7 separate regions of the Mus musculus genome follow, and regions 1, 2, 3, 5, 6 and 7 are each linked to region 4. A link is a loop called in an ENCODE intact Hi-C map of the cell type or tissue named here. Cell type or tissue: heart. All regions are shown on one strand. Region 1 holds the start of Gtpbp6 (GTP binding protein 6 (putative)). Region 2 holds the start of Crlf2 (cytokine receptor-like factor 2). Region 3 overlaps AB010352 (cDNA sequence AB010352). Region 4 holds the start of LOC115490200. Region 5 overlaps Gm35089 (a long non-coding RNA gene). Region 6 has its middle 36 kb from the start of Gm35315. Region 7 holds the start of Gak (cyclin G associated kinase).

The links. Hi-C counts contacts between places; a loop is a spot of excess contacts. Peaks named below come from ENCODE experiments on the same cell type or tissue, not always from the same donor. Only the 100,000 strongest peaks of a DNase experiment are listed, where the experiment ranks them.
Region 1: it touches region 4 in a loop (2.3-fold over the local background); 3 of 42 quality-filtered maps call a loop at or near these places.
Region 2: a loop joins it to region 4, with 5 times the contacts of the local background. A loop is called at or near these places in 9 of 42 quality-filtered maps.
Region 3: it touches region 4 in a loop (2.9-fold over the local background); 12 of 42 quality-filtered maps call a loop at or near these places.
Region 5: it touches region 4 in a loop (9-fold over the local background); 12 of 42 quality-filtered maps call a loop at or near these places.
Region 6: a loop joins it to region 4, with 2.8 times the contacts of the local background. A loop is called at or near these places in 2 of 42 quality-filtered maps.
Region 7: it touches region 4 in a loop (9-fold over the local background); 2 of 42 quality-filtered maps call a loop at or near these places.

Annotation. Positions count from the first base shown.
Region 1 is chr5:110,106,033-110,110,032 of GRCm38, forward strand. Gtpbp6 (GTP binding protein 6 (putative)) reads right to left here and starts at 2,165. Exons shown (of 10, transcript NM_145147.5): 1 at 1,824-2,165; 2 at 1,028-1,165; 3 at 838-908; 4 at 621-751; 5 at 234-304. The coding sequence starts at 2,139. It also overlaps a transcript of Zfp605 not described here. In heart, a CTCF peak has its summit at 2,401; DNase peaks (open chromatin) are centred at 979, 1,859 and 2,229; H3K4me3 peaks cover 2,838 bases; H3K27ac peaks cover 1,888 bases.
Region 2 is chr5:109,556,016-109,560,015 of GRCm38, forward strand. Crlf2 (cytokine receptor-like factor 2) reads right to left here and starts at 2,978. Exons shown (of 8, transcript NM_016715.4): 1 at 2,790-2,978; 2 at 1,503-1,599; 3 at 986-1,152; 4 at 405-547; 5 at 4-166. The coding sequence starts at 2,868. In heart, no CTCF peak of the experiment used is centred here; DNase peaks (open chromatin) are centred at 1,176, 1,546 and 2,756; H3K4me3 peaks cover 3,449 bases; H3K27ac peaks cover 2,768 bases.
Region 3 is chr5:109,870,657-109,874,656 of GRCm38, forward strand. All of the region lies in intron 1 of AB010352 (cDNA sequence AB010352), which reads left to right. Among named protein-coding and RNA genes, the nearest start is that of AB010352, 5.9 kb to the left of the region's middle. In heart, no CTCF peak of the experiment used is centred here; no DNase peak of the experiment used is centred here.
Region 4 is chr5:109,921,974-109,925,973 of GRCm38, forward strand. It overlaps LOC115490200, which reads left to right and starts at 1,480. Exons shown (of 2, transcript XM_030255019.1): 1 at 1,480-1,793. The coding sequence starts at 1,714. Gm26808 (predicted gene, 26808) reads right to left here and starts at 1,671. Exons shown (of 3, transcript NR_166631.1): 1 at 1,497-1,671; 2 at 1,281-1,372; 3 at 671-982. In heart, no CTCF peak of the experiment used is centred here; a DNase peak (open chromatin) is centred at 1,598; H3K4me3 peaks cover 1,708 bases; H3K27ac peaks cover 936 bases.
Region 5 is chr5:109,861,716-109,865,715 of GRCm38, forward strand. It overlaps Gm35089 (a long non-coding RNA gene), which reads right to left. Exons shown (of 3, transcript XR_389508.4): 2 at 1,993-2,141. It also overlaps a transcript of AB010352 not described here. Among named protein-coding and RNA genes, the nearest start is that of Gm35089, 2.9 kb to the right of the region's middle. In heart, no CTCF peak of the experiment used is centred here; no DNase peak of the experiment used is centred here.
Region 6 is chr5:110,056,423-110,060,422 of GRCm38, forward strand. No RefSeq gene overlaps it. Among named protein-coding and RNA genes, the nearest start is that of Gm35315, 36 kb to the right of the region's middle. In heart, no CTCF peak of the experiment used is centred here; a DNase peak (open chromatin) is centred at 1,699; H3K4me3 peaks cover 1,028 bases; H3K27ac peaks cover 775 bases.
Region 7 is chr5:108,627,592-108,631,591 of GRCm38, forward strand. It overlaps Gak (cyclin G associated kinase), which reads right to left and starts at 2,186. Exons shown (of 28, transcript NM_153569.2): 1 at 1,910-2,186. The coding sequence starts at 2,054. Tmem175 (transmembrane protein 175) reads left to right here and starts at 2,219. Exons shown (of 11, transcript NM_001163532.1): 1 at 2,219-2,309. In heart, no CTCF peak of the experiment used is centred here; a DNase peak (open chromatin) is centred at 2,190; H3K4me3 peaks cover 2,491 bases; H3K27ac peaks cover 1,729 bases.

The DNA.
Region 1 (4,000 bases), 180 kb after region 4:
GCGACGGGTACACAATGAACTCCGGGATCAGGAGAGGTCATGAAGTGAGCACAAGGGGGCCATGTAAAGGTCAGGGGTCATGTGAACTCTCCATACCTTGCAGTCCCTCCTGCTGTGATCCCAGGGCTCAGTCATTACATTAGACCCCAGTCACAGCCCCGCATCACAGGCCTGTGTTCCCCTCCATGTCCCCCTTCTCCCCAATATCCCCTCTACACACCTCTGGCCCTTACCTGACCCCATGATGTACCGGGAGCCCCAGCCTTGCTGGTCTTGCTGCCCAGAGTCGGTATTCACAGAGGACCTGGAGGGAGGCAGGTAGGTAGCGCATGAGGGGAGGGGAGGACACAGGGAGCACCCCTGTCACAGCGTCCAAGGATATGTGCAGAGGACATGCGGGGAGGAACTGCGGAGAGCACCACCTGCCACCTGTTGCAGCATCTACAGTCACGCGAGAGGATACGCAAGGAGGACATGTAGGGAGGACATACGGAGAGTACCCAAGGACATGTGAAGAGAACATGTGGGGAGCACTACATGCTGCATCACCCACAGACTCCCTGAGAGGGCAGGTGGTAAAAACACGAGGGGAGGACATGCGGGGAACATCACCCGCGAACCTGAGGAGCGGGATCTCTGCCAGCGCCAGCTGCATCCGGGCCTCCCTCGTGCGTGCGTTACAACGGAAGATATGCAGAACTAGGGTGAATCTGTCGAACACACGCAAACCCCAAGCGGACTCCAGCTCCTTCTGAGGAGATGGGGGCCACGCAGGGATCAGTCAGGGGTCACATGGTGTCATGGGTCATGTGAGGATCAGGGGGGACACAAGGGAACCTTGGTCGGTGGCGCCATCCTCTCCACGTTCAGGAACACGGACGTGATGTCCTGGCATCCCTTGATCTTTTCTGGAGCACAGGGAGTGGCCCGTCATGGGGTTAGGAGGAGGACGGGAGGCAGTCTGACCCATCCTACACCAGCGCAGGTGAGGCGCATGCCCAGCGGCCAAAGGTGAGGTACCGCTCACCTGTCACGTCCTGAAAGTTGCCCTTGCCGAACACCAGCCTGCTGCCAGGCGCTGCGCTGGGCACCACCAGGGTACTCGCGACCGACCATCCTGGAAGTGCGCGCACCAGGGCGGCCGCCTCTGCCACCTGCCACTCCGCTGTGAGGACACAAGGGTCCATCCAGTCAAGGGCCGAGCGGGAAGACCTCGGACCACGGCGGTGGACAGGGTTAGCTCTGGGATGAAACCGCGCCCGCGCAGAGTCCGCATCCCCCGCCCACACCATGTCCCCACCCTGCAGCTCACATCACAACCCTAAGAAGCTCGCCAGGCCATGATCCAAAGCTCTACCAGGGAAAGGCAGAACCTCTAGGACTCGCCCCCAGCGCCCAATGTTCCCCCCCCCCAGACTCCGCCTACAAATTTAGGATAGTCCCGCCCCAAGGTCCCACCCGGAGCACGCGCAGCCTCACCCATCGGGCAGGCCCAGGTACCATCACATGCTCAGCCAGATCACGCCCCCAGCACGCAAGCTCGCCAGACTCCGACTCCACCAGGAGAGCAGCCACGAACCCAGCACATCCCAGACTATCCACACTCTCTACCGTACGCCCGATGTCCATCATAGTACCCTGCCCCCAGTGCTCCTCCCTCGGCTTCTCCTTCCTTTCTCGTGACTCCGCCCCTTCCAGAACTAGGCGTCACCGCCGCCCCAATTCCCCGTGGCCTTCCTGTATAGCACTAGTAAGTTTCGGCCTTCAGGTCCTCGCCCCTTCCGGCTTCCCTGCTCAATCCCCACTCTCGCCCTACCCGATACCTGTGCTTCGAGGCTTTTTTCCGGCCGGGCGTTTGACGTCAGGATGCAGGACGCAAACGCGCTGTGTATCCAAGGGCAGGAGGGGTGGGGCGCGGAGCAGCTCATCCTCCTCTTCCTCTTCGTCCTCACGGGGGTCCTCCTCGCCCCCACCACGGACGGGACCGCCCCCCGCCCACGCGCTCCCCCAGACCCGGCTCCCGGCGTGGACAGTGCGGACGGGACTTGGCAGGGTCACCGCGGGGCTCCGAACGAGTTGTACGCGGCGCACACGCGGGAGCCAGAACCCCGGGAGCACGGCGGCGCGCAGAAAAAGCATGGCGCGTGCGCGCGCAGCGAGAGACTGCGGGGGCGGGGGAGGGAGAGCAGGGAGGGACGGGAAGAACAACAGGGCGCATGTGCGTGCCGCGAAGGGTGGCTCTGGGAGGATCGAGAGCAGATCGCTTACCCGCAGCGAAAAACTTGGATAGGGGCGGGGTCAGGGAGAAAGGACAGCAAGGCGCATGCGGCGAGGGGCGGGGCCGAAAGGACAATGCCTCTAAAACAAAACAAATAAAAATAAGCCTAGTGGTGGAAGATCTGAATAGAGTTAGTGTAGGCACAGCAATTTCAAAAGGAACAACACAGGACTCAATAGAACTCAGGGTTTGGCCTATGACAACTTTTATGAAGACAATAAAGTTAGGTATAAAGGACATAGGCTATTGAAATAATCTAGCACTGAATGTTAAAATAGAATTCAAATAAGTTATAAAATGTGTTAGCTTTTATGCTTAGTTATAAGAAATTACAAATATTCATGTTTCTGTTGAAACTTACTTGGGCCACAGGAAACTCTCCTCAACACAGAGGAAGATGGAGTCACAGATGGTAGGCTAGAGGATGTTCAGTACCAAGAACTAGAAGGAACTAAATGGAATATATCTGTGACCTGGGATAGCTGCGCGCTCTCTCTCTCTCTCTCTCTCTCTCTCTCTCTCTCTCCTGTGTATCTTTTTTTCAAGTCATTTATATATTTTCTGGAGTGGAGTTGTGGGGACATATTCATATAAAGTAGGAACAAATCAAGCCTTGGGATGTGTGCTGCTGACAATCCATTTAGCTTACTTGCCTGAAGCAGGGAACTAGGGGATACAAAACAAACAAACAAAACAAAACAAAACCCAAGCTGGAGATGTCTCTCAGACTAGTAAAGAGACTGGCTGCTCCACTGAACATAGTCATGATTAAAATAGTTCAAGATGTCACAGCACTGGTTGCTTCTCCAGAGGACTGGGGTTCAGTTCCTAGCACTCACATATTTGGCTCTTCATGAGTATCTTCCTGGATGCAGACAGTAGTGCTGAAATGTCTAATTTGGGTATAGAAGCCAAGAACATCAAGAGATATTTAAAAGTTAATGAATTCTTCCTTTAAATTATCTGCTTTGGGTGACAGAAAGATGGCTCAGGGGTGCGTTTCCAGAGGACACAAGTTTAATTCCCACCACCCACATAAGAGCTCACAACAGTCTTAGGAGGATCAACACCCTCCTGGCCTCTGTAAGCATGCACACAGTGCACAAGCATATAAGGCACAACACTAATATACATGAAATAAACAAATACATTTTAAAATAAAAAAGAGTTTTAAGAAATAAAATAGGACTGGAGAGATGACTCAGTGGTTAAGAGCACTGTCTGCTCTTCCAGAGGTCCTGAGTTCAAATCCCAGCAACCACATGGTGGCTCACAACCATTTGTAATGTGATCTGATGCCCTCTTCTGGTGTGTCTAAAGACAGCGACAAGTGTACTCACATACATAAAATAAATGCATCTTTAAAAGAAGAAGAAGAGGAAGAAGAAGAAGAAGAAGAAGAAGAAGGAGGAGGAGAAGGAGAAGGAGAAGGAGAAGGAGAAGGAGAAGGAGAAGAAGAAGAAGAAGAAGAAGAAGAAGAAGAAGAAGAAGAAGAAGAAGAAGAAGTAGTAGTAGTAGTAGTAGTAGTAGTAGTAAAATGCTTCAGGCCAGTGAGACAATACAACGGTAAGGGCCGAAGAAGAAGAAGTAGTAGTAGTAGTAAAATACTTCAGGCCAGTGAGACAATACAACGGTAAGGGCCCTTGCTGATGACATCGTCTTAAGGGAACATGAAGGCTGGGGGTGGGGGGTGGAGGGGTGGGTCCGGAAGTGAAGCCCATC
Region 2 (4,000 bases), 370 kb before region 4:
CACCCGCGGATGCTGCCCCGGAAAGCCTTGTCACCGCTGTCCACTCGCTAGGCTGCGCCTCCAGGCCATAGTGCGCGGCCCGGGGCGACGCCCGAACCCGGAAGTCATAGCAGCGTACGGGGTCGAGCCCGCCCACTGTCAAGTCACAGCAGGGCCCTGAGGTCGTCTGCGGAGAGGGGGGGGTTGTAGGGGGTCGGAGGTCACTGGAGGGTTCAGAGGTCACAGTTTGGGGCCAGAGGCGAGAGAGGTCGGGCTGAGGCGGGAAGGATTCAAATGTCATGGGTGGGGTCAAAGGCCATGCATCTATTGTTAGGGTTGGAAAACGCAGTGTGCGGGGGCAGGAGGTCGCAGGTGGGGTCAGAGGTCACGGAGGGGCCGGCCCTGCCCCCCATGAATTCACTCGCCTGCCAGGCGTCCTCATCGTCATTGCTCTCCCGGTGCTGCACCTCGTAGTCCAGGCCCAGGTAGGAGTGGGCAGGCCAGGAGACAGTCACGTCCCCGTCTGGTGTCCAGAGCAGCGTCACATTCCAAGGTGGGCGGGGCTTCACTGCGGTGGGGAAGGTGGGGGTGGGAGGAGCTGCTGTGACCTCATTTGGCTTAATCCACACCCACCGAGAGTCTGGGTGTTGTGGCGGTGACATCACTTTCTGTCCCACCCCCGCCTGTTTCATGAAGGCCATGCCCATCGGGATGAGGGAAGGGGCGCACTTCAGAGAGCAGGACACGCCTACTTCCCATTCCTAAGAACCACTTTCTGTCTATGCTCCGCCCACCGGAGTCCAAAGGCGCAGCTGTGACATCATCAGAGCACTGCCTAACCCCTGGAGCCCAATTCCGGTATCAAAGACCAACTTCCCGTCTAAGCGCCGCCCAGTTCCTGTTTGCCCCACTCAGTGGGAGTTGAAGAGACATCATCAGGCAACTTCCTGCGTACTTCCGCCCAAGGCCCCGCCCCCTCCCTCCATGTCACGCCCACACCACTCACGCCAGGCGGACGCGCGCTGCCTAGCCTTAAACACCATGGCCCCGCCTCCGTCGCGCAGTGCCAGCTCCAGCAGCCCCGCCCTCGCCGCGGGGAGGATGCACCCGGAAGTGACACCAGCGCCGGACAGGAAATATCGCGGGCAGGGTTGCAGGGCGCCAGTGCCATAACTGCAGAGTCGGGGATTAAGGGGGAAGGATCAGCTGGATGGGAAGTGATGGACCAGAAGTCCCGCCCACGAGCATCTGAATTTCAACACCTCAAACAGAAAGTGATGGGCAGAAAGGAAGTACCGCTCCTTCCTGTCATTCATCAGAGTCTGAAAGGAAGTACCGTCCCTAATCATTTGTCAATCATTAATTAGACAGGAAGTCCCGCCCACTCTTTCAGGCGTTTAAAAGAATGAACAGCAAGTGAGTGAAGAGGAATGAGAGGAAATCCCGCCCCCTCCCATATATCATTCAATGATTCCGACAGGAAGTCACAGACCAGAAGTTCTGCCCCGCCCCCCTTCACTCACCGGAACTCCAGGCTCAAGTTGGCGCCGTGGTGGTCGGGGCCCGAGCCCCACGTGACCTCCACCGTCTCCAGGTCATGGCAGACGACTGTGACATCACCTGCGGGGGCAGGGCGGGGATCAGGGGAGCAGCCCGTGACGTCAGCGCGTTCCAGAAGAGCCATCGCAGCCATTTCCCTGACTCAGACCCTTGGCTAGGGCGCTGGGAGCAGGCCGGGCCTCATTTGCATATGCACTAGGCAGGGGAAGACAGAGGAAGACATTCTGGCTCGTACGCAAATATAGGGAATGAATATGTAAACGAGAGGCCCAAGAACTGTAGCGGTGGGCGACACCTCATTTGCATATTCACAAACAGAGAAAAGGAAAAGGATTGGGGGCTCATGAATATGGAAAGCGCTTCTCGAATATGCAAATGAGCAGCTAGCAAGTCGGAGCCTCATTTGAATATACATGATCGCAAAGAAAGCGGTAGGGAAGCGGGGCTCACCACTATGCAAAGCGACCAATGGATACACAAATGAGCAGGCAGTGAACCAGAGTGGAGATGGACTGGGGAAGCATTCTTTGCATATTCATGAGGGGAAAAGGATGGAAGACTTTGTGGCTGGTGCATATGAGAATAGCAGTATATGATGAGGAGCGGGCAGATTCAATTTCGGAGATCTGAGGTCTCATCTGCATATTCATGATCAGGGACGTTGGAGCAAGACGTTGAGGCTTGTGCATATGTAAATCGTGGGGAAAATATGCAAATGCATAGTGATCCATATGGACAGGGCATCAATTCTATATTCATGAGGGGATGGAAGACAGAAATACATCGCTCATGAATATGTGTATCTCCCGATGGATATGCAAATGAGAAGCGATGAGTGAGAACTCGGTAGGGGCGAAGCGTTATTTGCATATAAGCGGGAAAGCTGTATATGAATATGCAAAGAAGGAGCGGCCCAGAGGCCTTATTTGCATATTCAGGAGGAGGAGCGAGATTGTGGCGGCAGCACTATGCTAATGAGGTCAAGGCGGGGTTTAGGTCTCATTTGCATATTACTGAGGAGAAAGCGCCGAGCGTAGGGGGGGAGGGCGGGGCTCATGCATACGCAAAGATCAAAATGAATATGCAAACGAAGCGCTATCCGATCGCCCTTAGGAGGGCCAGAGGCCTTATTTGCATATTCATGATGGGACGAAAAGCAATGATGGGACGAAAAGCAACTTGGTAGCTCTTGCTCGGGCCCCGCCCACCGCGGCGATTGACAGGCAGCCCCGCCCCCGCTCACTCCTCACCCCGTGACGTCACCGCCGCCGCCGCCGCTGCCGCCGCAAGGAGCCGAGGCAGGAGGATGACCGCGAGTGCCCATGCCATGTCGCCGGCGGGGCCGCGGACGCTGCAGTGATTGACAGCTGGTTCGGTCCGAGCCGGTCCGAGTCGAGGGCGCCCAGGCCGCTTAGAGCCGAAAACGGGAAGCCGGGGGCGGGGGTTGGGGCGACGGGGCGGGGCCACGGCAATAAACGGATGCGGCGACTCACCGACATGGGCGTGGCCCGGCTTCCTCTTCCCATCAATCACCCGGATAGGGGGAAGCGGGGGGGGGGCGGGGGGGGGGGGGTGGACTCCGCGTGCGCCCCGACCACGCCCCTCGCGGCCTGTCCCCGCCCCCAAACCTCCAAGGCCCCGCCCCCGCCCATCTAATCTGCCCGGCTCTTGTGGTGCTTTTTAAGGCTTACTTGTAAATAATAAAAATTGTGTGTCTTTTATCCAAAAACAGAAGGGAGGTGTTGCTCCCATATGTCTGTTCCTCTCTACTTCTTTGTTCTGTCATTTGGTTGCACATTGACCTCACCAAGATGGAGGTGGCTGGCCATCGTGTGACTTTCTGTTCCAGGTCACTTCTGCTTCTCCCTTTCCCAGTCTCTAGGTGGCCCAGCACAAAAGTAAATCGCTTTGTTGAAACTTAAATGGTATGTAAATATTAGATAATAGTGAACATATCTTTTTCTTTGTCTTAACAAAAGTCGTACTTAATCATACAAAGATTTTAAGTAATATACAAATTTGAACTTACAAACAGGGCAGCACTGTGCATTGTTACACCAATTACTAAAGTTTGGTGGAAAATGGTTTCATTCATAAGGACACAAACCTGAAGATGTTGAGAACCGGGGATCTCAATTGAGAAATGGCTACCATCATATTGACCTGTGGTTTTGTGAGTAAGCCATGTACTTAATTAATGATTAATATAAGGTTACCCTACTTTCTGTGAACAGTGACACCTCTAGGTGCGTTGTTCTTGTGATTTTGAGGCCAGCCTGGTCTACAAAGTGAGTTCCAGGACAGCCAGGGCTACACAGAGAAACCCTGTCTCAAAAAACCAAAAAAAAAAAAAAAAAAAGAAAGAAAAGAAAGAAAGAAAGAAAAAAGAAAGGGCACTGCAGCCCTTCCAGTCGGCACCAGCTCCGGGTCACCTTGTGCACAAACTCTGCAGACGGTCCCA
Region 3 (4,000 bases), 51 kb before region 4:
TTGATCACAGTGTTAACCCAGGAACTATCCAGTTTACTTGGGGGTGAGGGTGGGATGGGGTAGGGAAGCTGTTTCTATTTATGGTGTGGCCCATCCCTTAGACCACATGTTTGCTGCCAAACGATGAAAATAACGTCAGTTTTAGAAGGAAGCACTCATGTTTGAAAGCAATGTCTTAATGTGTGGCTGACAAAATGATGAATTAGAGAAAGATCTGACAGAATAGGATATGCCCAACTCTCAAGAGAAGAGAGAAGAGAGGCAACATAAGAGGAAGCAGCACCCTCTCAGAGGGTGAGAGGCAGAGGCAGTTTTACCTGGAGAGTTTTACAGAGACAGGCTAAAGAGAAAACAAACTAGACACAGGTGAAGAAAGAATGAGCCAGAGAATGAGACTGTGCCAGAAAATGAGAACAGATTGCTGGAGTTCATTTGAGGCCAAGCACAGCAATTCAGTCTGAAATGAAAGAAGCCAGTTTAAATCTGCTAGCATGAAGAGGAGTTTGAGTCAGAACAACTGAGTTGACCAGCCAGCCAAAGTTCAGAAAGAAAAAGAAAGGTGATTTTATTCAGCAGTTAAGTCTCAGATGCCCAAAACATTCTAGACCTAGATAAGATTGCACAGAGATTAGAAGGTTTCAGGACTAGGTCTAGACGATCAGGAGGAATTGAGCCTCCAAGATGATATTTTTACACTCCTTTGTGAGGGTCACGGACTATAAAAACAGAATGAAAACTGTATCTGTCACAATCCTACTGTCCCTGTCTTCACTATTTTGCTTTTCTTTGTTCATTATTGCTTACCTTTTTTGCATTTTCATATAAGCAGTATTGAATTAATATTTAATTGAAGATAGGTTCTCTCTCTTTAAATATCTCCTGAACACTGTTTTTCCTCCCTACACTCCTCCCAGCTACCGCCCCCTCCCCAATTACACCTCTCCTCCTCTCCCCAAGATCCAATAACCTCCTGCACTGTGTCCTCTTCAAAAAGGAGCAGACCTCCAAAAGAGGACAGCCTAACAGGGCAGAACAAGATAGAAAAAGACAAGGTGAAAGCCTTCGTATTGGACAAGGCAACCTGATAGGAGGAAAAGTCTCAAGATCAAGCTAAAGAATCAGAGTTACACCTGCTCCCACTGTTAGGAGTCCCACAAAGACACCAAGCCAACAGCCATAACATGTCAGCAGAGGACCTGGCACAGACCCATGCTGTCTCTATGCTTGCCATTTGTCTTAGTCAGGGTTTCTATTCCTGCACAAACATCATGACCAAGAAGCAAGTTGGGGAGGAAAGGGTTTATTCAGCTTACAATTCCATACTGCAGTTCATCACCAAAGGAAGTCAGGACTGGAACTCAAGCAGGTCAGAAATCAGGAGCCAATGCAGAAACCACGGAGGGATGGATGTTCCTTACTGGCTTGCTCAGTCTGCTCTCTTATAGAACCCAAGACTGCCAGCCCAGAGATGGTCCCACCCACAAGGGGCCTTTCCCCCTTGATCACTAATTGAGAAAATATCCCACAGCTGGATCTCGTGTAGGCACTTTCCCAACTGAAGCTCCTTTCTCTGTGATAACCCCAGCCTGTGTCAAGTTGACACATAAAACCAGCCAGTCCACCATTTAAGTCTCTGTAAGGTTCCTAGAAATCCAGTCAGTGTTACTCATGGGTTACCTCTCAGGTCAAGAGTCAAGTTAAACCAAATATTGGTTGGCCATTCAAACAATTTTGTTACCATCATGCCCCAGAACATCTTGGGGTGTGTGTGTGTGTGTGTGTGTGTGTAAGGGATGGGGGTCCAGGTTTCTCTTTCTGTAGCCTGTAGAATGCCTTCTCTCTTCAAAGAGAATAGAACATAGGGGTGAAGGCTTCAAGCCTGCACCACCAGCTTGATTTCTGCATTCAGTGAACTCTGTGGAATTTGTCCTTATTGATGGGGCCCTGCTGTCAGTTATGCGAGAACAAAGTTTTGTCCTAACATCAGCATGGATAGTTTAAGGATCTCCAAGAGACCACCTTGGCCAACAGCTCAACCAAATGTAACCCATTTCCAACATTGAAGCCCTGGCTGGATACAGAGGATGGTCAGTTCAGACTCCATATTCTCCATTACTCCGAGTCTTCATTAAGGTCACCCTATAGCATCTGAGAAGTTGATATTGTACTGCGTTTTTACAGTAACCCCCAAATGACCCCATTCCAGCTGTTCCTCTCTGCATTGTACTTTACCCCTGCATTGCCCCAACTGATCCCTCCCACTCCTGTTCCCATCAAACCCCAGTCTACTCACAGAAACTACTCTATTTCCCTTTAGAAGGAGATCTGTGCTTCCCCCTATAGCCCATCTCTACCTAGCCTTTCTGGGTTTGTGGAGTATGGCTTGATTATTATTTACCCAGTAGGTAATATCCACTTATAAGTGAATGCATGCCATGTGTGTCATTCTGGGTGTGGGTTACTTCACTTAGGGTCGTTTTGTTTTGTTTTAAGTTGCATTCACTTTGCTGAAAATTCACAATTTCGGGTGTTTTTGTTTGTTTGTTTTTAAACAGCTAAGTGATACTCCATTGTATAAATGGACCACAGTTTTTTTGGGTTTTTTTTTTTTTGTTTGTTTGTTTTTTGTTTTTGTTTTGTTTTTTTTTTTAATCCATTCTGCAGTTGAGGTACCTCTTGGTTGTTTCCAGTTTCTGGCTAGGATGAATAAATGTGCTATGAACCTAGTTGAGCAAATATCCCTGTGGTAGGGAGGAGCACCTTTTGGATAGATTCCCAAGAGCCGTATAGCTGGGTTTTGGGTAGATGGATTCTCACTGTTGTGAGGGACCACAATTCTGAGGAAATACTGATTTCTATAGTGATGGTATTAGTTTGTACCCCACAAGGAGGTGGGGTTTGTTCCCCTTTCTCCACATCCTTGCCAGCATGAGCTGTCACTTGTATTATTGATCTCAACCATTCTGACATTTACAAGAAAGATGCTCAAAGTAATTTTGATTTGCATTCCCCTCATGACTAAGATGGCGATGATTTCATTAAGTATTTCTCAGCTTTTTGAGACTCTGTTGAGAATTCTCTGTTTAGATCTATACCACATTATAAATTGAATTTCTTGGTTTGGATAGTCTAGTTTCTTGAGGTTGCTACATATTTTATATATTAGGCCTCTATAATATGTGAATTTGATTAAAAAAAATTATTCCCATTCCTTAGGCAGCCTTTATGTCCAATTGACCAGGTTTTTGCCACTTTTAATCCATTTTCTTTTATTGGCAAAGAGGAGAAACAGGACACACAGTATTGGCCTGTAATTTCTTAATTTTTTTATTATACTCTTGTACTTCATTTTTAAAAGACTTATACGTCTGTCTGTCTGTCTTTTGGTCTCTCTTTATTTGTGGTGCAATCTACATTGTGTGATTTTTATTCACTATAATCTAATTATATTGTTGTTTCTCTGGAAAATGATAGACCTTCACCTATTTTTGTCTTTTGAAAATTTACTATGAATTTCTTGAGATTTTGATAGTTGGGAAACAGTTTTAGTTTCCTCTTCTTGATCCTGACTGCTTGCTTCTCCCATTTTTTGGAAACTCTGGCTTCCAGGTGATGTAATCAGCAATTTTGGGGGTTTTGATATGGTTAACACATTAGATTTGGCTTTTTAAAACTTTCTGATATATTATTGTCTGTGTGTCCTAATTAGCTTCAGTTGTCAACATTTTGGAGCCTACACTCATTTCTCATTCAAATGCCCTCATTAAAATGGCTGGATGCTGTGTATGTGAGAGATTGTGTTGTGTGATGATTGATGTGGGAAGGAAGGCTCTTCTGCTGAGGGTGTCAGGATCCCTGAGCTAGTGTGCCTGGACTACATAAGAGAGCTAGCTGAGCATGAGACAGTGACCAAGCAAGAGGGCAAGGCAAGAAACAATGGTCATCCATGGTTTTTGCCTAATTTTCTTGAAGCTTGAGGTTCTCTCCTTAGCTCACAAAA
Region 4 (4,000 bases):
TCCTGAAGTGACCTGCCTCGGATTATTATATAATCTTTGACAGGTGAGCCCTCACTAAGCAAGGCTGTGAGGGACTCATTTTAGGTAAGTCTCCTGCTTTTAATATGCTTTTCCTGTTATTAATAAACATATATTACTACCACTAAGTAGCAGCACACCCCTCAGGAGCAGATCTCTGCAGATCCACGGAGATGCACTCTCTTGTAGAGATGCTGTATAGACAAATAGATGACTTAAGTCTTAATGATGATCCTATAATAATTCCTAAAATTATATTTGTGATTATTAAGCTCTTTTATAATGGGACTGCTATTAAGTCCTTTCCTGATAATCAAAATTTCAACGAGAACTCTGTCAGTCCCTCAAATGTCACCAGTTAAATGCTCTTAGATAGTAACCAGACTTTCTCCTACTCAGAGCACATTCCAAGAGGTTGTAAAAAAAAAAGGGGGGGGGAACTAATGATTTATTATAGGAGCTAGGACAGAAGGTAAAATACTGACTGGGTTTATCTATACAGAACTTCACTTATAACTTAGTTATGGTTTTAAGCCTTCTGTGAACCTGTGGAGCTGAGACAAGTGATGGTGTTTAGCCAGATAATCACTCCTCATGGATATGCCTGTGTTGTGCCCACCTCGGCCGGCAAGGAAGACACAACACGGTTGGATTCTTCCCAACAGCCTTTATTGCAGGAACACCTCAATGCTGCTACTGGGACCCCGGGAACCCAGGAAGGTCTGCTTATATACTCTCAGCCCCCATCCACTCAAGGCAGGCCAAGCCACCTCACCAGGCATGCAGCTTCAGCCAATCAGGGCGGCAGGGGCATGCCTCCACCAAATATGGACTTGTTTACACCGCCAGCATTATGGTGCACCTGCGCAGCTCTCATGATGGTCCTGGCTTATTTTCAGGTGTATGAGGAAGTCAGGTGCAAGTCATAAGACTTAGCTGCAGTCCCGGGCCGCTCCTCACATGCCTGTAAACATTCTCTGTTGTAAACTTCTATTTCAGTTTATGATTTAACTTTCTGTGTAAACTTTGATGAACTTTTTAACATGTGATCATGTATGCTGAAAGGTGTTTAAGGGCTGAGGACAAAGAGAAGTGTCAGAACTGGGGGGCGGGGGTGATAGATTAATAAGCCTATTAATTTCTATAAACTATTGTTACCCAAAATCTGTCTTGGATTGTTAATATCTTGTGCACCCTTCCGCTTGTGGGACAGATTGATAATTTCCCTGCAATTCAAGTAGTGGGCTATGCAAGCTCCCTACCTTGATTCCAGGAGTAAGAAGACAAACAGCCTACAGAGGGAGGGAAGCTCAGGCTGAAGTCAAGACCTGGTCAGCACAGGGTTACTGCCCACCTAGGGGAGGAGCAAGCGGCTGAGCAGCGGCAGATGGAGTGGTGGAGCCTCCCTGGGGCTGCGCGGGGAGACAGATGGGTAGGCTATCGGAGAACAGGCACAAATACTACAGAAATACAAATACCTGTAGATCTGGAAAAAGTCAGGCACTGGACTTGAAGCTAGGGCTGAGAACCTCTGCACTGTGTACATTCAGCACACCCTAACCCTAAAGGAGGTGCTCGAGTCACTCAAGACTTACTGGCCAATCAGAGCCTCTAGGCGGACCTGCCAGTCAGAGGGGAAGGCGGGTTTTTCCGGGTACCTTGGGCCGGCTTCACTTAGTAGCTGAGCAGGCTTGAATGGTCCCTTATGCTGTGCTCTCTGTCCTGCCGCTGGATGCTGGGGAGGGTGCTCAGGCAAACTTGGAAGTTGTGACATGGTGAGTACAGGGTCACTGAAAACAATGGGGAGAAGCAGGGGTCTGAGCAGCGCGATCTGCTGCGGTGGGTCTTTCCCGGGACTCATTGGGAATCAGCCAGCGGCCATGTGCGGTGTCCCCTGAGGTCCTAGCCACTCGCGGGACCCAGCTGTAGCCTCTGAATAACTTCACTGTGGGGGCTGCATCTGTGCAGAGCATTTGGCCGGTTTGTAGCGAGATCTTTGGCGTGATCCCAAACTCAGAGAGTCCTAGATTCTACAAATTCTGTTGTTAGCATTTGACATTAAGGTGAACAATCCATTTGGAGTTAACTTTGTGGAGATTGTAAAAGGCATCTCTTGTGCTGGGTAGCAATCCACTATCAAGCTGTGATGTAAAAGAGTAGAATTTATGATGTAAAGGATTTACTAAAGCTTAGCGAATAGTAAGTCACAGCAAGTAGCATTTAGCTGAGGGTGCACTGCCTGTAACACATCCCACAGATAAGTAATATGCTAACCAGGGCAGTTAGAGTTAGGATGCTAGGATACACATGCTTGTTCACCAGGATTGCCCAGAAATATGGCTCCTAACCACAACAAAGGAATCAAACTTGATTTATAGCAAACATCTAGGCCCGTCTCCATATCAAAGAGCAGGCCTCTAACCAGCTGCTCAATGGGGCTTTACAGGATCACAATCTACAGTAAGGCCTGGTGAGCCATAAAGGTTCTGTTTTCTTCTTGAGAAAAGCATAGTTCTGACACATTGGCAAGATGACACATAGTGACAGCCATGTGAAAAGGGGAAAAAGAAAAGAAAAGAGAAGACAAGACTGGTGTATTGAGTGCAAGCCTGATCCAGCTACACTTTCCCTGAGGTCCCCAAGTCTGGAACAGTACAGCTCCTTCTGAAGCCCAGAGCCAGTCACAGCCTGGGCCTAGACCTTGGGAGCTTTCCCTGAGGCCGTGGGTATAGAGAGAAAACAGCGCTCCTTTACTTCGTTTTTTGTTTGTTTTTTTTTTTTTTTTTTTTTGTAGAACATGATTTTAATATTTTCAATTGTTAATATTTTTAAAAGAGAATAATTATTTTAAGATATATTTCACTGTTATATCCTCCTTTTAATTTCTGATTTTATTAGGATACTGTCTCTGTGCCCTCTGGTTAGTCTGGTTTATCTAGTTGATTTTCTCAAAGAAACAGGTCCTGGTTTTGTTGATTCTGTATATAGTTCTTTTTGTTTCTATTTGTTTGATTTCAGCCCTGAGTTTGACTCTTTCCTGACATCTATTCCTCTTGGGTGTATTTGCAGAGTTCCTCCTCTAAATTCAGGAATGTGCTTGGGAGAGCTGGTAATGGTCTGGGGCCAGGGCTTTGGGAGGAGTTGAATCAGATTCTGAGAGCACAAATTCCCACCATATGGGGCTGTGGTTATCAGTTCCAAGGCCACTAAAAGTTTGGTCAGAAATGTTTTTAAGAAACACTGAGTTTTCTCTTGTGCAGAAGTTTTTGATTAGCCTTCTCCTGAGTGTGTCCCATTGTCTGATGTTTCTGTGGAGTTCCTACTTTCTTCATCTTTTTGCTGACTTCAGAGGTGTCTCCCATCTCCTCCCTTTTCCCTCATGTCAATTGTGTACAAGATGGTATTCTTAAGAAGCTGACTTAGCATAAGCCATAGCTTGTGTAAGACCTCCCCACTCCAGCTTTTATACTCTCTACCTTTTCCTTTTCTGATGTTTTTCATCATCTGGAACCTTCCACTTAGGACACTGTCACTAACCTGCTGTGTTAGGGCACTGGTGTCCTTAAGAAATGATCCTGGAATATGCTTGCTGTGTAAATTTCCCATATGTTTTAGTGGCTAGACTTGCAGTCTCCAGTCTGTATTTAAGTTGTTCAAAACTTAACCTGGAACCTGAACCTAAAAGAGACTTAAGGGTGGCAGCATATGTGGAAGGCAAAATCCGTCCTAGTCTGGCTCCTCTTTTAGCCTTAATCAGTGTAGCTGGTCTTTGCTACTTTATGGTTTCTTCTTTTCCCCTCCCTTAATCCCCTTCCGTGACCCCCGCAACTGTTTCACCCCCTAACAGCAGACAGGAGAGAAACAGGGATGGAGGAGAAAGAGATCCTTGAGTCTAGTTTCTGTCCTTGTACTGGATCCCCCAGCAGGAGTCAAACAGTCTCTGATGCCCAGAGCAAGGATTAAAGGTAGGAAAGGCAGAAAG
Region 5 (4,000 bases), 60 kb before region 4:
ATGGATCACAGGGCCCCCAATGGAGGAGCTAGAGAAATCACCCAAGGAGCTAAAGGGATCTGCAACCCTATAGGTTGCAACAAGAATATGAACTAACCAGTACCCCGGAGCTCTTGTCTCTAGCTGCATATGTATCAAAAGATGGCCTAGTCGGCCATCACTGGAAAGAGAGGCCCATTGGTCATGCATACTTTATATGCCCCAGTACAGGGGAACGCCAGGGCCACAAACTGGGAGTGGGTGGGTAGGGGAGTTGGGGAGTTGGGGGGAGGGTATGGGGGACTTTTGGGATAGCATTGGAAATGTAAATGAGGAAAATACCTAATAAAAAATATTTAAAAAGGAAAAAATAAACAAGAATGAGATCCTGGTGAAGAGACAGTGATTCTCACACCTCCTACCTCCAACAGTCTCTTTCACAACACCCACGCTCTGTGAACTCTGCTCTGCCTATGTGGAGACTGATGCCATGACATGTCACTGGCATGCCGGCTGCTGGTCTTTGTCTTATGTGTGAAAATCTTCAGTCATGAGGAACAGTTTTCTTCAAAATAGCATCCTCAGGAGGAACAGAAATGACGAGGCCCCACACCACTCCTACCATCAGTAATGGGCCTGTTCTCCACTGGCAGCCACACTGCCCTTCCTCCTTCCTGCCTGTGCTGGGTGATATCAGAAGAATCAAATGCATAAGTCTTTTCTCAGAAGATGAGATTTAAAGGATGTGGCTGAAAGAATAAGAGAAAAGTCTAGGCTAGACAAGCATCTACCACAAGTCCAGCATGGCAGTATAGGGCTTTAATTACTCTAGAATCTTCTTAAGTGTCACCTCTGCATTCTAAAGGACAGGGACAAAGGAAGAGACCTGTGGACATCTGAGCAAACTGTTTACTTAAGAAAGAATTTCTAGTTTTGAAGTCATACCTGCCCAGAAACATTCAGTCTGAACATTCTCCAGGCTGTGCCTCCCTCCACCTGCCTACCTGGACAATGGTTAACTATCACACACAGATTTTATTCCTACCTGTGGCAGTCTGAATGAAAGTGGCCCCCATTGGGCCACACCCGGCTTGTAGCTGTCTTGAGACACACACCAGAAGAAGGCATCAGATCCCATTACAGATGGTTTTGTGCCACCAGGTGGTTGCTGGGAATTCAACTCAGGACCTCTAGAAGAGCAGTCAGTGCTCTTAACTGCTGAGCCATCTCTCCAGCCTTGTTTTTACAAATTTTTATATTATTGAACTCATGGGCTTTTTCACAAGACCATGTGCTCCTTACCTATCTATGAAGTTATGTCTTCTGAGGCCTCTGGGTACCTCAATTTCATATTACAAACTGAAAATATCCTTTACCATTCCCTGAATCTTGCTGACCATTGTCCTGTCTGCTGCTGTTTCCATGTAAATAGCAGGTGGTGAGCTGCATTGAGACCCTGAGAGGGAAGGACTCCAACCCTCTTTCAAAGCACTGACCTGCCATTAAGTTCTGTCTTTTAACCTGTGTCTCATTCTGGGGAAAACAGATTCCTTTATGACATTAGTATTCATACAAAAGCATTTTACTTATTTTATTGTACTGTGGAAAACCAGTAAGTGTCACTATCTCATGTGGACATTAGATCATGTTATAATGTAACTCAGTGCAGATAGCCTACCTGTATGCAGGATACTGTCATGGGGTATTTTTCTATTTGATGGTGTTTAATGATTTAGGTTCTCAATAACTTAGGCTTGCCTACTAGCTATTTACTGACAAACAGAAAAAAGGGGGCTTAAATGTACTGTTAGGGCTCAAAATTTTTAGGTAGGGTAAGGAAATTTCTTTTACATAAGGCATCCTTTGTGATATTAAAAGTCACACAATTCTCTTTTTTTGCAAAATTTAACAAATATATGATGGTTGTAATCAGCACTGTAACCAATACCATATTGACGATGTTGATTCACATTCTTCTACTCTAGTCAAAAGTAAAATCTTTTCATTTCTTACCTATAGCTAATGATGGTGTGAAGAGCAGAATAGATATTTAATTGATAAATATTAAGTAGTTTCTCCTTTTTCTTCATCCATATGCTGTAATGTGTAAGGACAGAGTCGTTTTGCAAACATTCCAAACATGAAACATTCCACCTTCTTATCTTCAGAAAATATATAAAGAATAAAATTAAAGAAAAACATGGCATAAGTTCCTATACTCAGAGCAACCTGCTGCCAAGACATGGAAGGAAGCACAAAATGAACACAGTGGATCACAGAACATGATCTCTTAAGTAAATCTTTTAAAATTTGAAAGTGAAAATTTGTTTAGTTCTTAGAAAACATGAAATTAATGTTTGTCCCAAGGAAAAATGACTACCTTGCCTTTTTAAGCTAAAAGAAAGATTAAAGGTAATTCCAATTTAAAAAACACTATATTTTCAGAGCAAAGATGTGCTAGCACACATCTGCAGTGCTGTAGAGTATAGAGATAAGGGGATCTTATCTGGACAGCTTTGTGCATGTCCTGGACCTCTTATACAACCTCAGTCCCACTGTGTCAGGAGCCATAATGGGACAAGCTAATAACTAGCAGGTGATCATCCTGAAGTGTCCTGCCTCGGATTATTATATAATCTTTGACAGGTGAGCCCTCACTAAGCAAGGCTGTGTGGGACTCATTTTAGGAAAGTTTCCTGCTATTAATATGCTTTTCCTGTTATTAATAAACATATGTAACTACCACTAAGTAGCAGCACATCCCTCTGGAGCAGATCTCTGCAGAGCCACGGAGATGCACTATCTTGTAGAGATGCTGTATAGACAAATAGATAACTAAAGTCTTAATGATGATCCTATAATAATTCCTAAAATTATATTTGTGATTATTAAGCTCTTTTATAATGGGACTACTATTAGGTCCTTTTCTGATCATCAATGTTTCAATGAGAACTCTCCCAGACTCTCAAGTGTCACCAGGTCATTGTTCATAGATAGTAACCAGACTTTCTCCTACTCAGAGCACAGTTCAAGAGGTTGTAAAACAATTTTAAAAAGGTCATAAAAAGGGAACTGATGATTTATTGTAGGTGCTAGGACAGAAGATAGAATACTGACTGGGTTTATCTATACAGAACTTCACTTATAACTTAGTCATGGTTTTAAACCTTCATTGAACCTGTGGAGCTGAGACAGGTGATGGATGTTTGCTAGGTAATCACTCCTAATGGATATGCATGTAAACATTCTCTGTTGTAAACTTCTATTTCAGTTTATGATTTGATTTTCTGTGTGAACTTTTGATGAACTTTTAACATGTGATCATGTATGCTGAATGATGTTTAAGGGCTGAGGACAAAGAGTCAGAACTGAGGGACTGGGGTGAGAGGAACAGAGGTGAGAAGAACTGAGCTGAGAGAGGAACTGAGCTGAGGAGAAGTTTTTAGACAGAACACTTTTTAGGTTAGAAGGAGAATGCAGAATGGAGTAGCTTAGAAATTATAGGTAACATAAAATACTAAGAGAGCAATGTGCAGAATGCAGAGGGAAAGAGGAGAAAAGAAGATGTCCCAGGGAGCAGAAGGAGCAGGCAGTCTTCTCCTAACCATGGGACAGAACAGGTGCCATGGTAAGAACAAGGCAGGTTTAATCTTACTAAAAGAAACAAAGCTTTTTTTCTATACAAACATGGGTTTAATTTATTTAGCATTAAAAAGGTAGAAGCCTTTTCTTTCTCTATGTAATAAAGATTGGAACACATTTTTTTTTTTTTCATCCAGATTGAGTGAATCCTTGCTGCGCCCATGCTTGGTCTTTTGCTCCATATGCATATGTAAGTATGGATGTGTGTGTAAGTATAAAATTGTGAGAATGTCTGCTTGTGTGTGTGTAAGTATGTAATTGTGAGAATGCATGAAAGCTGGGCCCAGCTGGGTTTGAATAAAAATGAATAAATGAGCATGAATGAAGCTCAATATGAATTTATGTGAGATTATGCATATTTGCTTATGTAAAAGTTTTT
Region 6 (4,000 bases), 130 kb after region 4:
CACAGCAGGTTAGTGACAGTGTCCTAAGTGGAAGGTTCCAGATGATGAAAAACATCAGAAAAGGAAAAGGTAGAGAGTATAAAAGCTGGGGTGGGGAGGTCTTACACAAGCTATGGCTTATGCTAAGTCAGCTTCTTAAGAATACCATCTTGTACACAATTGACATGAGGGAAAAGGAAGGAGATGGGAGACACCTCTGAAGTCAGCAGAAAGATGAAGAAAGTATGAAGTCCACAGAAACATCAGACAATGGGACACACTCAGGAGAAGGCTAATCAAACACTGCTGCCCAAGGGGAACTCAGTGTATCTAAAAAAAAAATTCTAACCAAGCCACTAGTGGCCTTGGAATTGATAACCACAGCCCCATATGGTGGGAAGTTGTGCTCTCAGAATCTGATTCAACCCCTCCCAAAGGCCCTGGCCCCAGACCATTAACCACTTTCCCAAGCATATTCCAGGTTTTAGAAAAGGAGCCCTGTTTTCTCTCTATACCCAGGGCCTCAGGGAAAGCTCCCATGGACTAGGCTGTGAATGGCTCTGCCAATCGTGTTCCTGGGTTTCAGAAGGAGCTGTGTCCTGCTCCAGACGTGGGGACCTCAGGGAAAGTGTAGCTGGATCAGGCCTACACTCAAGACAACAGTTTTCTTTTCTTTTCTTTTCTTTTCTTTTCTTTTCTCTTCTCTTCTTTTCTCTTCTTTTCTTTTCTCTTCTTTTCTTTTCTCTTTTCTTTTCTTTTCTTTTCTTTTTTCTCTTTTCACATGATTGTCACTAGGTGTCATCCTGCCCATGTGGCATAACTATCCTTTTCTCAAGAAGAAAACTGAACTTTTATGGCTCACCAGGCCTTACTGTAGATTGTGACCCTGTAATGCCCCATTGAGCAGCTGGTTAGAGGCCTGCTCTTTGATCTGGAGGTGGGCCTAGATGCTGGTTGTAAATCTAGTTTGATTCCATTGTTATGAATTCTAGACAATCCTGGTGAACAAGCATGTGTATCCTAGCATCCTAAACTCTAACTGCCCTGGTTAGCATATTACTTATCTGTGGGATGTGTTACATGCAGTGCACCCTCAGCTAAATTCTACTTGGAGTGCCTTACTATCCGCTAAGCTTTAGTAAATCCTTTACATCATCAATTCTACTCTTTTACATCACAGCTTGATAGTGAATTGCTACCCAGCACATGAGATGCCTTTTACAACCTCCACAAAATTAACTCCAAATGGGTTGTCCACCTTAATGTCAAATGCTAAGAACAGAACTTGTAGAAAGTCGGACTCTCTGAGTTTGGGATCACGCCAAAGATCTCTCTACACACAGGCCAAATGCTCTGCACAGATGCAGCCCCCACAGTGAAGTTATATAGATGCTACAGCTGGGTCCCGCGAATGGCTAGGACCTCAGGGGACCTCACAAGTGGCCGCCGATTCCCACTCTGTCCTGGGAAAGACCCACCACAGCAGCTCGCGCTGCTCCCCATTGTTGGCAGTGACCCTGTGCTCACCATGTCGCAACTTCAGACCTTGCCTGAACACGATTCACAGCACACAACGGCAGGACACAGAGCATAGAATATGGGACCATTCAAGACTGCTCAGCTACTAAGTGAAACCGGCACTAAGGCACCCGGAAAAACCCGCCTTCCCCTCTGACTGGCAGGTGCGCCTAAAAGGCTCTGATTGGCCAGTAAGTCTTGAGTGACTCGAGTACCTCCCTTAGGGTTAGAGAGAGCTGAAGGCACACAGTGTAGAGGTTCTCAGCCTAAAATTCAACTCCAGTGCCCAACCTTTTCCAGATCTACAGGGATTTGCATTTCTGTAGTATTTGTGCCGGTCCTCCAATAGCCTACCCATCTTTCTCCCTGCGCAGCTCCAGGGAGGCCCCACCACTTCCCTGCCACCGCTCAGCTGCTTGCTCCTCCCCTAGGAGGGCAGTAACCCTGTGCTGACCAGGGCCTGACTTCAGCCTAACCTTCCCTTACTCACTAGGCTGTTTGCCTTCTCCCTCCTGGAATTTAGGTAGGGAGCTTGCATAGCCCTTTACTCAATTTGCAGGGGATTTATTAATCTGTCCCACAAGCAGAAGGGTGCCCAGGAAATTAACAATTAAAGAGAGATTTTGGAAAACAATAGTTTATAGAAATGAATGGGCTTATTAATTTCTGGTTTGTTATATTCATAGTATAATTTATTTTCACTTACATCTTTAATGATCAGTTAAGAAGGATACAGTTGTGCCGTGGCTAAGCCCCAGCGTGGGGTGATTGTTCGTTCCTTCTTGTAGGTTCTTCTTGAGGCAGAGGAGGGGGAAGAGCATAGCCAGAGGGTAAGACTTTGTCTTAGGAGATTCTGGGGTAAGACAAAGTCTTACCAAAAATTTAGGGTTGCTGAATAATAAAAAGTTTACTTATCTAAGTCTAAGTTACTATGCTGTTGTAGCTGACCTGCCTTCTGTGATCCTCTGAGGTCAGAAATCGCAGTTTCTGGCACTCAGCACCTCACCCTAAAACAGCAGGAGATTAAGTAAAGGATTAATTGCTAGACTCTTTCCCCTATTGTCCAGATGCCTCCTGCTTGTCGGGCTAGGGGGGAGTTTGGAGCAGTAGACTTCTATTGAGTCAGGAGAAGAGAAAACACTCCCAGAAGGAAAAATTTTTACATAAGCAAATATGCATAATCTCACATAAATTCATATTCAGCTTCATTCATGCTCATTTATTCATTTCCATTCAAACATACTTACACACACACAAGCAGACATTCTCACAATTACATACGTACACACATCCATACTTACATATGCATATGGAGCAAAAGACCAAGGATGGGTGCAGCAAGGATTCACTCATTCTGGATTTAAAAAAAAAAAAAAAATGTGCTCCAATTTTTATTACATAGAGAAAAAAAAAAAGCTTCTACCTTTTTAATGCTAAATAAATTAAACCCATGTTTGTAAGAAAAAAGCTTTGTTTCTTTTAGTAAGATTAAACCTGCCTTGTCCTTACTATGGCACCTGATCTGTCCCATGGTTAGGAGAAGACTGCCTGCTCCTTCTGCTCCCTGGGACATCTTCTTTTCTCCTCTTTCCCTCTGCATTCTGCACATTGCTCTCTTAGTATTTTATGTTACCTATAATTTCTAAGCTACTCCACTCTTCATTCTTCTTCTAATCTAAAAAGTGTTCTGTCTAAAAACTTCTCCTCAGCTCAGCTCTGTTCCTCTCACCCCAGTCCCCCAGTTCTGACTCTTCTCTCTGTCCTCAGCCCTTAAGCATCATTCAGAATACATGATAACATGTTAAAAAGATCATCAAGAGTTCACACAGAAAATCAAATCATAAATTGAAATAAAAGTTTACAACAGCCGGGCGTGGTGGCACATGCCTTTAATCCCAGCACTTGGGAGGCAGAGGCAGGCGGATTTCTGAGTTCGTTCGAGGCCAGCCTGGTCTACACAGTGAGTTCCAGGACAGCCAGGGCTATACAGAGAAACCCTGTCTCAAAAAAAAAAAAAAAAAGAGGTTAATAATCACAGATATAATACTAGGAATTATTATAGGATCATCATTAAGACTTAAGTCATCTAACAACAATATGAACTAACCAGTACCCCGGAGCTCTTGTCTCTAGCTGCATATGTATCAAAAGATGGCCTAGTCAGCCATCACTGGAAAGAGAGGCCCTTTGGACTTGCAAACTTTATATGCCCCAGTACAGGGGAACACCAGGGCCAAAAAGAGGGAGTGGGTGGGTAGGGGATTGGGGGGGTGGGTATGGGGGACTTTTGGGATAGCATTGAAAATGTAAACAAGGAAAATACCTAATTTTAAAAAATGGTTTTAAAAAAATCCAACCGTGTTTTGTCTTCCTTGCCGGCCGAGGTGGGCACAACACAGGCATATCCATTAGGAGTGATTATCTGGCTAAACATCCATCACCTGTCTCAGCTCCACAGGTTCACAGAAGGCTTAAAACCATAACTAAGTTATAAGTGAAGTTC
Region 7 (4,000 bases), 1.3 Mb before region 4:
AGCATCTTACTAACTTGCCCAGATTGGCTTTGAATTCTACCTGTAGTCCAGGCAGACCCTGAAGTTGGAATTTACCCGCCTCAAACTCCCAAGAAGCTAGGGTTACAGGCCTGTGCCATCAGTTCAGGGTTGAAGTTTTTGAAAAACTAAGGCAACTTCCTGGTATCTTCAGAATGAACAAGCCGATCTGGCACCATCTTTGTCATTTCGACAGATGAAAGGGAATATCACATATCAGACTGTTAGTGGAGGTCCTAAACTCATCTCTGGCGGGAAAAGCACCACAGGTCTTCTACTAAAATCACATCCAAATCTATGCACAATCGCAGTGGAGAATAAGCATGACAAGCTACTATCAAAACATCACCTCTGCGTTTCCATAGTAAAGAAAGAATGTTAAACAAGTTCCCTGCTCCTACCAATCACAATTGTCATGGACAACCTTAACAAGATGACTCTCCAATCCTGAGAGCTACTTCAGACCTGAGTCAGGCCACTCTTCTCCCTGAACCTGAGATCTGGCATACTCCTAGATACTGATGAACAAAATAAACAAATTAATAATAATAATAATAATAAAAAGGCACAGTGAGTGCCTGAAGAAGATTTATTCTCTTGCAGAGGAGAAGAGCAACACTGGATTCCTAGCAACCATACAGAGGTTAACGACTGTCTCTAACTACATTTCCAGGGGATCCAATGTCCTCTTCTGGTCTCAGCAGGCAGTACACATAGATACTGTCCAGTGATGGAGGCAGGCAAAACACCAGTTTTTTAAAAAAGTAAATCTTAAAAAAAAAAAAATCATAAAAGAGAAAACACGATTCCATCACACAAGCTGACTACAGAGCCTGTGTGAGGAAGCTACAAACTCAGACTGACCTCAAGACACAGAACTATGGAACTGTCTATCAAACAAGGTTCTTTTTGTTTGTTTGTTTTTCGAGACAGGGTTTCTCTGTATTGCCCTGGCTGTCCTGGAACTCTCTCTGTAGACCAGGCTGGACTTGAACTCAGAAATCCGCCTGCCTCTGCCTCCCCAGTGCTGGGATTAAAGGCGGGTGCCACCACGCCCGGCTCAAGCAAGGTTCTTAAAGGTTACAGCTACGGGCTCTGTTTCCTGTACCTTATACGAGGTCACTACAGAAAAAACTCAATAGGTGAGGCACTTAGGCTATAAAAGAAAACAAGACTGTAGGGCCCCAGTCTATCCTCTACCTCATCAAGCAAGGGAAGACTCTACAGGCCCCAGAACTCAGCAGCACAAACACTGCCATCTCAAGACAGTCCTCGGGATGCAACAACAACGCTGGATATGATACAATGAATAACAGCTTATGACCCCAGAGTGACTGTGCTCACCTTCTGACCTGACTCCACCTTTGAATCTTTCTGTATATGCCCCAGATACAGCTTTGACCCTAAGCAGAGGTGGTCCTTCCAGACCCAAGCCTCCTTTACTGGATAACCACCTGCTAGCATGACCCTTGTACTACTAACTCTACCCACCAGGAAGTAAGTGTGCAACCCGAAGCAGTCTATCCTCTGCAATCACCACCAAAGGCCTTAACCCACAAGCCCCTGTGGTCTCTCTTCCTGGCAAGACCCTTCTCCGACCTGATTCACACCCCAGCAGTGGCCCTTCATAGCGATGGCCTGATTTACATCCCAGCAGTGTCTTTTCCCGCAGACCCTGCCCGGAGAGATGACTCCCTGCGGCCCTGATCTGACCCACACCTCAGTCGTGACTCTCTAGGTCTCAGACTTGATTCACACCCTGGACACGATCCTCCTTGCTGCCCCTGCTTAAAGCGGTGACCGTCACGCGCCCTGACTCGAACCACACCCCAGCAGCGACCCTCCTGGGCTGCTCCTGCCTCCCGCGGCCTGGCGACGCCTTACGCCTCACCCTCGGCCAGGACCCGCCGCACCCGCAGACGCAGCTCGCCCAGCTCCACTGTCTGCCCCACGAAGTCACTCTGATCACGGCCCGCAGCTCCGCCAAGAGAACCAGGGCCCGCCAGGAAGTCCAGCGCAGACTGCAGCAGCGACATGGCGTCGGCCGCTCCGCGGCAGCGGGAGCCAGGCTCCAGCTCCGCACTGCCGGGTTAGCAGCTGCGGGCGAACAACCCGGCCATCTTCCGCCCGCGCCGTGACGTAAATCAGAGAGCGAGTTGCGTCCCGACGCTGCGGCCCCGCCCTGACGCAGCAGGCGGAAGGGCGCGTGTTTCTGCAGAGCCAGCAGCAGCAGCAGGCGCAGGCGCAGAGGGTGCGATCCTACGGACCTCAAGCTCCTAGGAGGCACGGAGGTAGGGCTGTCGCCATCTGACCCTAACCTCATCTGGTTGCTTCCGCTGGCCCAGGTCCAGCCTAGGTGGCTAGAGCGTCGCGGGACGTTGGGCGCGCGCTGCGGACCGCCCCAGAGCCCGCCGCTCGCGCCTGACGCCTCAAGGTAAAGCGAGGCCTGGAGCCCACCCTAAGTGTCCCTAATGCCCGGTTTAGGAGAGGAGGGTATCTTGCAGACAAGCAGCCAGCCTATGAGCCACAGACACTTATGTTTTGGTCCACACAGGTTTGGGGGAGGATGAACTAGTTGCTAGAATTAAGACCGAAAAACGTAGTTTTAAAAGGGGGCGGGAGAAAGCTTCACAACGTGTATACAAAAGTCACCTGGCAGCACTGGACGCAGAATCCCGTGTGATGTCAAACACTTAGAGCTGTCCATCTCAGGTGAGGCAAAGTCATGGGATTCCCCACTCGTCTCTGTACCTCCGAGGTTTCTGAAGCCATATGAAGTTGCAGAGCCTTGGGTAGAGTTTGTGCTTTTGGACTGAAAAATGGATCCTTAAGCCCAAATCAACATCTTAACTGTCCCAGGATTGTATGCTATTAAATACGCCTTGGGGGGGGGGGGGGCGCTACCTGCTCTTTAAAAAGTCAAGTAGAAAAGAAATGAAAGATTATCATTAGTATACAGTGAGGTACGTGGTAGGTGAGACAGTAGTTTCCTAGAAATGGTGAAGTGGAAGCTTTGGATAACACCTGGAGGAATAAAGAACTGATGAAGTAGAGATGGTACCTGTAGGTAACTGAGGAGATTTGTGAAGAAGAGTGTGGGAGCTGAAAGGGCAGTGTGGTGTTAACATGATCTTAGATGGGAGACTTGAGCAGCCTAAAGCCAATGGGAAAGAGTGAAGTCTTTCCAGTATAGTGGAGAGGAGTACTGTCTCAGAATAGTAGGACAGTCAAGTCACATCCAGATAGAGGATATGTAGTGTTGGTATAGAAATGGCACCTTTCTATAAGAGAATCACTTATAAGATGCAGGGAGGAGGAAGTAGCTACGGCTTGCAGTTGCAGGTAACTTTATGTTATTACTGGAATGAAGTTGAAGGGATTTTTTATTTTTTGGTGGCTTCAGATCTCATTATTTAGAAGGAAAATAAATCTGAAAGCAAAAGGAAAAAGTAGGGAATTGGAGGCTTGGTAGCCTTCAAGAGACCTAAAACATCATGAGAAACATCATGAACAATTCACTACAGCGTATAGTGAAACTTGACACCATAAACTCTTGCTGGCATGACCTAGGACAAGTGGAAATTTCTAAATCATGTAATTATAGATCAATTTTATGGCATTGTAGTAGATGCCATTCCAAGACCATTTTAACTGGAACTGCATCTTGTGGTCTCTCGTGATCCCACCTCATGTATGAACACATACAGATTTAAAACTGAATCCGTGCTCTTCCTCCACCAACACATTCTCTTGTGGTAGTAAAAGATATTGCCCAAGAGTAAGTTATTTTATAATGATGAAGGGGTGAAATCATAAAAAGAGTGCATCAGGGCTGAAGAGATGGCTCGGTGGTTTAGAGCTCTTGTGCTTGCAGAGTGCTGGGGTTCAATTCCCAGCATCCACATGGCGGCTCACAACCACTTATAACTCCAGTTCCAGGGGATTCAGCGCCCTCTTTAAACTTCTGTAGGCAGTAAGTATG